2 separate regions of the Mus musculus genome follow, and region 2 is linked to region 1. The links are chromatin contacts, found by POLR2A ChIA-PET in ENCODE. All regions are on one chromosome and are shown on one strand. The core of a region is the stretch at or near the end of the contact, and the rest is flanking DNA. Distances in the headings are between cores, read along the strand shown. Region 1 holds the start of Vars2 (valyl-tRNA synthetase 2, mitochondrial). Region 2 holds the start of Ier3 (immediate early response 3).

What was found. ChIA-PET counts read pairs that join two places held with the same protein, here RNA polymerase II (POLR2A).
Region 2: POLR2A ChIA-PET joins it to region 1 with 14 read pairs in Patski. The contact joins the promoter of Ier3 here to the promoter of Vars2 in region 1. POLR2A ChIA-PET finds 5 or more read pairs at or near these places in 2 of 5 experiments (Patski and embryonic stem cell).

What each region holds. Positions count from the first base shown.
Region 1 is chr17:35,665,830-35,669,790 of GRCm38, forward strand. Vars2 (valyl-tRNA synthetase 2, mitochondrial) reads right to left here and starts at 1,763. Exons shown (of 29, transcript NM_175137.4): 1 at 1,244-1,763; 2 at 1,015-1,096; 3 at 826-926; 4 at 302-423; 5 at 144-210; 6 at 1-54. The coding sequence starts at 1,444. It overlaps Gtf2h4 (general transcription factor II H, polypeptide 4), which reads right to left. Exons shown (of 14, transcript NM_010364.4): 10 at 3,800-3,932; 11 at 3,480-3,610; 12 at 2,781-2,828; 13 at 2,599-2,677; 14 at 1,899-2,173. The coding sequence ends at 2,001.
Region 2 is chr17:35,819,690-35,823,650 of GRCm38, forward strand. It overlaps Ier3 (immediate early response 3), which reads left to right and starts at 2,024. Exons shown (of 2, transcript NM_133662.2): 1 at 2,024-2,239; 2 at 2,349-3,222. The coding sequence starts at 2,030. The coding sequence ends at 2,621. Flot1 (flotillin 1) reads left to right here and starts at 3,668. Exons shown (of 13, transcript NM_008027.2): 1 at 3,668-3,812.

The DNA.
Region 1 (3,961 bases), core at 513-3,012:
CAGCTCATGTCTCCGCACCCTCTGCTCCTTCCATAGCTGCTTCTCCACCATGGCCTGAAATGGGATCAGGTGTAAATGAAAGCTAGTCAGGCTTCACATAAAGACGGCACTTTCAACCAAGCAGAGGGGGGCACAAGACCCACCTGTGTAGCAATTCCTGCGTGATCAGACCCGGGGATCCACAGCACGCGATCCCCACGCATCCGGTGCCTGCCACAGAAACACCATGGGGACTCTGAGCTCACTGATCCTCACTTCCAGCCTTCCCTTCGGGAACTGCAGTGGCCCCACCGCCTCTCACCAGCGCACAAGTGCGTCCTGGATCGCCACTGTGAGTGCATGGCCAATGTGCAGGGAGCCGGTGACATTGGGAGGTGGGATACACATGGAAAAGGTCTCCCCTGTAGCTTGGGGCAGCCTTGCCTGGAAGGAATGAGGAAGTCAGAGGCGAGGGAGAACTAGTTGTTGCTGTTGCCTAGGGGAACAGCACCCTCTGGTGCCTTGGGGCAAAAAGAACTTCAAGAAGGCCAGGTGTAGTGGCACACGTGTGAAAAGGCAGAGGAAGGCAGATCTCTGAGTTTGAGGCCAGCCTCGTCTACAGAGTTCCAGGACGGCCAGGACTACGTGGAGAAACAGTGTCTCAAATTTATTATTATTATTATTATTATTATTATTATTATTGAAATCCAACACGGGGGAGGCAAAAAGAAAACCAGGGGCCGAAAGAAATAAACATCAACTGTGAAGTTAGCCTGTGCCCACCAAGTTCAAGGGCCACTCACTCTGTCTTAAGGACCTCATAGAAGCCCTCTGCCGCGCACTGACCTGATACTCTGGTTTGAAGAAGCCCTCTCGCACCCACCACTGGTACCAGGCCGCTTCAACATACTGGGGACTGTAAGCAGGAGGCAGGGGCCCAGAAACATCTGTGGAAGCAGAACAGAGATCCACTACTGAACTGCATGTTAGCAGACCAAAGAGCAACAACATCGCAAAACACACCCTACACTTTACCTTTCTTTTCACCTGGCCCGGTGGGGATTTCATACAATACTACCTCCTTGTGACTCCAGGCCTTAGTGGGCACTGCAGGTATCTGCAGGGAGGAAACAGGGTGTGTGTGTGTGTTGCGGAGTGGGGGTGGAGGCTGCAATCCCCAATACACCACAGTCATCTGGATCCCTGCGCCAGTCTCTTTCAGCCCCTTCCCAAGTCTTGGGAGACCCAAGGACTGACCCCTGACCTTGCTCTTCTCAGCTAGCCCAGCCTCCAGGGCCGCCTGTTTCTCGCGCAGGCGCTTCTGTTTGGCTTCACGGTTCCTCCGAGAGACAGGGGAGCCGTGGGGCTCCGGCTGTGTACAAAGTGCCTGGGGCCTGGAAAGACCCCATGAGGGCCTCAGCCCCCAGAGCGGTGGCCGGAAAGAGGCCAGAGGCAAATGAGGCATCGGGAGTGTTTGGGAAGGGATGGAGGTCTGCTCACTACGAGGCCATGGGATGCAGGAGGTCGCAACCCTTCACTCCCATCCGCAGGACCCTCTCTCACTCTACGTCCTTCCGCCTAGGGGCGGAGCGCACGGTGTGGACAGCACTCTGGAATCACTGAAACCAGGGCGTCCAGAGAAGGCGGGAGCTCTGCCCGTCACCGGGCACTGACGCGGACACGAAGGTTGGGGTTCGGAAGCCTGGGACCACCCCCACCCCCGCAACCTCGGCCATGCGCCTCTAACTCGAACGTCCCGGCGAACTCAGAGCCGATAGGTGCATGGCGAGGTGCGCGCGCATGCGTGGGCGGGGACACGCAGGCGCATGCGTAAAAGACTCTCGCTCCTCCGGCTTTCTGGCTAGAAGCGGGTATCACTGCGTTGGGTAGGGAAACGCCGGCAGACGTCTGAAGCCGCGTAGATTTTTTTCCATAATTTTATTAAACAAGAAATATCCCGGTGTGTAAACAAAATACATCTGAGTTGGAAAGCTGCCCGCCCGGGGCTGGACCTGGCCGGCTCAGGAGCTGTGCTTCTGCCGCTTCCAGAAGCGCTTGACGTCGCTGTGCCCTGCCGGCGTCACCACCATCAGCCGCTTGGCCGAGTTCTCGAACACAAGCACGCCCAGCTCCCGCGCGTGGGCCAGCAGCAGTTCAAAGTCCACTTGCGACAGGAACTGGTTATACAGGACGCCTGGGGTCGGGTGGGACAGGCAGGAGGTGAGGGGCTGCAGTGGTCTCTGCCCCTCCAAGCAGCATGCAGGCAGGGGCTGCAGGCCACAGTTCTTAGGACTAATTCTCTACGGATAGTCGACTGTTCAACTTTAACACCTGTGGCATCCAGACACTCGAAAAGACAGCAGAATCCACAAGAAAAGCCACGCAAACCCACCTAAAGAGAAGACTGAATTACCCTGCCTCTTATCCCCTCACCTAGCTTAATTCAAACTGCACTGATTTGGGACATATTTCCTGCTACTAATATACCAAAATAAAAGATCAGTCTTCCTCTCCTTCCCTTTTGAGAAACAAATACGAAATGCACAAAACTTTTGCGTGAAATTGCTGGCCTTACCTCTTTAGCCAATGATTGAGATTAGGTCAGCGGAAGCCACTCACCTTCAGTGAACCGGAGTCTGTCCCTTTCCAGCTCCCACAGCCGAATCTGGTCTGTTATGGTGGGGGGCAGCACAGGATTCTGCAGGACAAGGGTGAGGCTATAGGACCTGGCTTCTCATCCATCCTCTCGCGGCTAGGTGCCCAGGCTGCCAGCCCCCCTGAGTCTTGGTACCCAGTCATACCTGTTTGAGCATCACTGGATGTGCCCTTGTCCTTAGGAAATGGATTATCTAGGAAAACACAAGAATGTAGAAAATCGGGCTGGCGAGATGGCTCAGTGGGTAAGAGCACTGACAGCTCTTCAGAAGATCCCGAGTTCAAATCCCAGCAACCACATGGTGGTTCACAACCACTGTAATGAGATCTGACGCTCTCTTCTGGTGCGTACTTATGTATAATAAAACTTTAAAAAAGAAGAATGTAGAAAGTCATCTGAGCTAATGTCACTGAAACAGCATCTCTGTTCTCCTAGCCACAAGCCTGACAAGACCCAGGCCTGTTCTACTGTTACTTTCAGGTGCACCTCCTGCGAGTCCCTCTATGATGCATCTGTTCTCTCCATAGTCTTGCCTTGTTTTTCTTTCTTTAAGATGGCAGTAGCAACCATATCTCAGCAGGCTCTAAGCTAAGCATCTTAACATCTAGTCTTCCAGCACCCCTGGACTGCTGTTTACTGGGAGCAGAGTAAGGCTCGCAAAGACAAGGCAGCCGTGAACTGTGGAGTGAGACAGATTCAGAGCTAGACCGTCTCACTCCATGACCTTCCAGGTTACCCCGGTGACTCGCCACCTCCCCTGACAGACCTGAGGCTGTGACAGGAATACCTTGGCCCCCAGGATGAGCACAGCCCCTCTCCCGACCTCTACTCCAAGTAGGGATACCTGCTGAGCTGTGATGCCACTAGCAATGGCCTGCTGCACACTCTCCCGGGTCACTTGTGCCACCACCATGTTGGGGAATCGATAGAGCATTTCGGAGAAAAGGGCAATGAGAGCGATCTGCAGTTCCGACTCTGCCCCAGGGATAGAGGAGGAGGAGTGAGGAGGCTGCCCAGCCCTGCCTTCCTCCAGCCCCACCCTCAAGTGTAGGAATAAATACTAGGGAGCTACATAAACCACCCAGGAAACACGGTCCTAACTGGATTTTTTCCTGTGTCCTTCCCCTCTGCATTCCCTACCCACTCACCCCCACACAGACCCACCGGTATAGGCGTACAGTCGGTAATTAGTTTCCACGACAATGAAGCCTGGCTGGTGCACAGTGCCCCCAGCCCCAGAGACACCAGATGAGAGGTTGATGGCCAGGCGTGTGGGGTAGTAACGCCGGGACTTCCTCTGGAAGAACACAGGGCAAGATGGGGTCC
Region 2 (3,961 bases), core at 774-3,273, 150 kb after region 1:
GCTTCCAGTTTAGACTGCTCTTATTCCTGGCCTGTGCTCTATGATCTGGGGTCAAACGTGGGTTTTCAGCCTGTCTGGTGAGCTCTCCTCTCTGCCCAGCTCCTCTCCCACCATCCCACTGTTAGCACTTTCCATGACTCCTACACAGGAAACTTACTGTGAGGTGGCTTTTCTTGAGATTCCCCCAAATCAATCCTGTACTTTTCCAGCTTTGAGCCTCTGCTGATTTTTTTCTTTTTTTTCTTTTTTCTTTTTTTACAGTCACCCTTTACATCTGCATGTGTCATATCCCACCTAACGGGTCATCTCAAATGTCACCCCTGACTGAAGCCTCCCTTACTATGAGTCAGATGTGAACACTAACTCCTCAGGGTCCCCATCAGAAGAGTCTGGTCATGGTTCCCTCCTAAGTCCAGGGGATAAAATCTTTCAGACCAAAGTGACAGATTTACCTGGCTTGCTTTCCTCTCATGGAACTGAGCTCGGAGCTCTCAAGAGTGCACATATATTCATATATAATTCAATTGCTTATTCGGGAGTGTGTATGTGTGGGCATATGTGACCACGTATGGGAGTCAGAGGGTGACTTTCTAAGAATTAGTTATCTTCTTTGACCACGTGGATCCCAGGGATCAAACTCAGGACATCAGACTGAGCCATCTCACCCAAATTGTTTGTTTTAAGATATCTCTCTTACTCTCTCTCTCTTTTTTTTTTCTTTTTTTTCTTTTTTAGTTTTTCGAGACAGGGTTTCTCTGTATAGCCCTGGCTGTCCTGGAACTCACTCTGTAGACCAGGCTGGCCTCAAACTCAGAAATCCACCTGCCTCTGCCTCACAAGTGCTGGGATTAAAGGCATGCACCACCACGCCCAGCGATATGTCTCATTTTTACTTTATGCATATGAGTCTTTTGTCTTTGAGTATGTATGTGTACCACATGCATGTAGATGCCTACAGAGATCAAAAAGGGAAAAGGGCATCAGATCTCCTGGGACTGGATGCGAGATGCCACTTGAGTTCTGGAAACTGATTCCAGGTCCTCTGCAAAAGCAGCAGTGTTCTTAAGAACTGTGCCACCAGTGTCTCCCCCCCCCCCCCTTCTATGTTATGGTTTTGGTTTGTTTGTTTGTTTGTCGTTTGAAACTGGAGCTTGCTTTGCTGTGTCTTCCTGCCTCCGCTTGGCAGGCTGGGAAGAGGGCTGAAGTTTCATGTTGTGATGGGTAGTTTCCACCACACTTTCACTCGGACTGTTAGAGGTGCTCAGAAATGTTGACTTCTGTGTTCAGGGAAAGCGGTCTCTCAAGCATTACGGGGATCCCGTGGGTTCCTAATGGTGCTATTGACGACGGGCACAAAGTCTCATAATTTTAGAAACTTCACTTATTTTGTGACCCACCTAGTATGGGGCAAAGGCAGGAGCTTCGGACTTCCTGTCTTCCCTCTATCCCTTTGAATAGCGTCTCGGGAGTGTCCCTAAGTAACCATTGCAGTTTTGTGTCCGTGTGCTCTGTTGAAATCTCTGTGATGTGTGTATGGTTTTCACGTGAACGGAGGCAGGCAGAGCCCGGTCTGTGGGTTCTAGTGTGTTCTTTATCTTCTTGGAAGTTTGTGCAATGACTTCCCTCCTGTTTCCTGCGCATACCTCCAAGTAAGTACGTGAATGTGTTTTCTGTGGTCCCTTGATCTTGCTGGACTTCACTAAGGAGGGTGGCTGGACCATCTGCTACGTGTCTGAGAGCCCCTCTCTAGCTACCTCATGTCCGGACGTGAGCTTACTCCCAATGTTTTTACCCACAAGCATTCACTACTCCCAGGAAAGAACGTGCACTGGGGCACCTAGAGAATAACCAATCAAGGCTCCGCCTACATTTTGCTTCCTCCTTGGAATTTCCAGCCCCTTGCAGCCAACTGCTCCCCAGCTGCGAAGGGCGGAGTTCCCCCCGGCCCGGCCCCTTCTTTGGCTCTATAAGTAGCTCTGCTTTGCGGGGGATTTGCACTCCTCTACACTCTCTGCACAACGTCTAAATTATGTGCCACTCGCGCAACCATCTCCACACCATGACTGGCCTGAGGGCCCCTTCTCCAGCTCCCTCCACCGGCCCGGAACTCCGGCGGGGCTCTGGTCCCGAAATTTTCACCTTCGACCCTCTCCCGGAGCGGGCCGTGGTGTCCACCGCGCGTTTGAACACTTCTCGCGGGCACCGAAAACGCAGCCGAAGGGTGCTCTACCCTCGAGTGGTGAGTATCGCCCGAGTGGGCATCAGGAGGTCGCGTCGCCCTGGAACTTGTAGGTAACAACTAGGCGCAGGGACCTTCGATCTGACGTTTCCCTCTTTTATCTGCTCAGGTCCGGCGCCAGCTACCAACCGAGGAACCCAACATTGCCAAGAGGGTCCTCTTTCTCCTGTTCGCCATCATCTTCTGCCAGATTTTGATGGCTGAAGAGGGTGTGTCGCAGCCCCTGGCTCCGGAGGATGCTACCAGCGCCGTGACACCTGAGCCCATTTCTGCGCCCATTACTGCGCCCCCGGTCCTCGAGCCTTTGAACCTGACCTCGGAGTCCTCGGACTATGCGCTGGATCTTAAAGCTTTTCTCCAGCAACATCCGGCGGCCTTCTAAACGCGATGGGTCACAGTCCGAAGAAACAAAGGCACCATGGATGGGTACCTGGTGCGAGAGAACGTATCCCAAACTGGGATTTCTAAGGCAACGCTAACTCAGAACACTACCGCCAAGAGACACCGCGGGTCCTGGCTAGGCCCACTGGGGACGGACAGAGACTTTCTCCGTGTCTAATTAATATTTATGTATTTATGTATATCCTCCTAGGTGAAGGAGGGGTGTATGTAATATTTATTCTAACTTATGCAGGGGTGCGAGATATGCCTCCCTGCTGTAACACAGATATTTATTACGATTTATAGGGTCGGTAAGACAGAGTTGTGGGAGGGAGGACCCGGGTGGTAGGACTCCCAGCTTGGGGATTAGTCTGGGGGGGGTGTAATAAGATTAGGGGTAACACTCCGTCTTCCAGCACTTCAACTCTGTAGTCTGTTGTAAGGCTTTGGAAGACCCTTGGGAATCCGGCCTTTGATGTCTTCTGGTTGCTTCTCAGGGGCAGCTGCAGGAGTCTTGGGTCCATGGATTGTCAGAGGGCGGCTGTCTGGGGTCGCCTAGTATGTATGTTCTGTGAACACGAATAAACTTGATTTGCCTGTCATTATTATCTGCAGTTCTCGAAGTGTATCATTCAAGCGGGGGGGAGGGGGGAGTGGCGGGAGGATGTGACTAGGTGCCCAGTCCTCACCCTTTCTTGGGTCCTGAACTCTTTCTTGGAGTTACAGACCTATATCCGGTCACCGGATGCAGTCATACATTGCTGGGTGTGCGGTTTTCCCAGTTAGAGAGTGGTGTGGCAACCTGCTTACTCATGGCAGGCGGCGGGTATTCAGGAACCAGAGTGGAAGGGCGTGGCCTCGGTTGGGGGCGGAGCTTCCACGCCAATGCTTCGAGCGGGGGGGGGGGGGGGTTGGTTGTTGGTGGGGGGGAGAATGTCTGGCATCCCCCTGGGCTGCCGAGAACTGTAGTGCTGCGGACCCGAGCGGAGCCTGCCGGGAAAGGGGCGGACCGAGGGGTTGGGAGGGGGCGGGGTCGCGTCTGTTGCTGCAACAGGGTGCGGCCGGGTGGGGGGCGCAAGTGCAGCTTCCACTAAGCCGGGTGTCCGAGCAGTCCCCACCCCGTTCTGGGGTTCTGCGGGCCTCCGCGCTTCTCAAGACCCCGGTGGGGTTGCTTACGGGGACGTTCCGGAAGGTGAGTGGGGATGGGAGGCGGAGCCTTGGGCTACTGAAGAGCCTGGAGGCTGCGGAACTGCTGCAGACCCCTGGGCGCGGGAGAGCTTTGTGTGGTAGAGGGGCTAGGGGGCGCGGTGAGAGGAAGACTGTGAGAATCAACTGGCACAG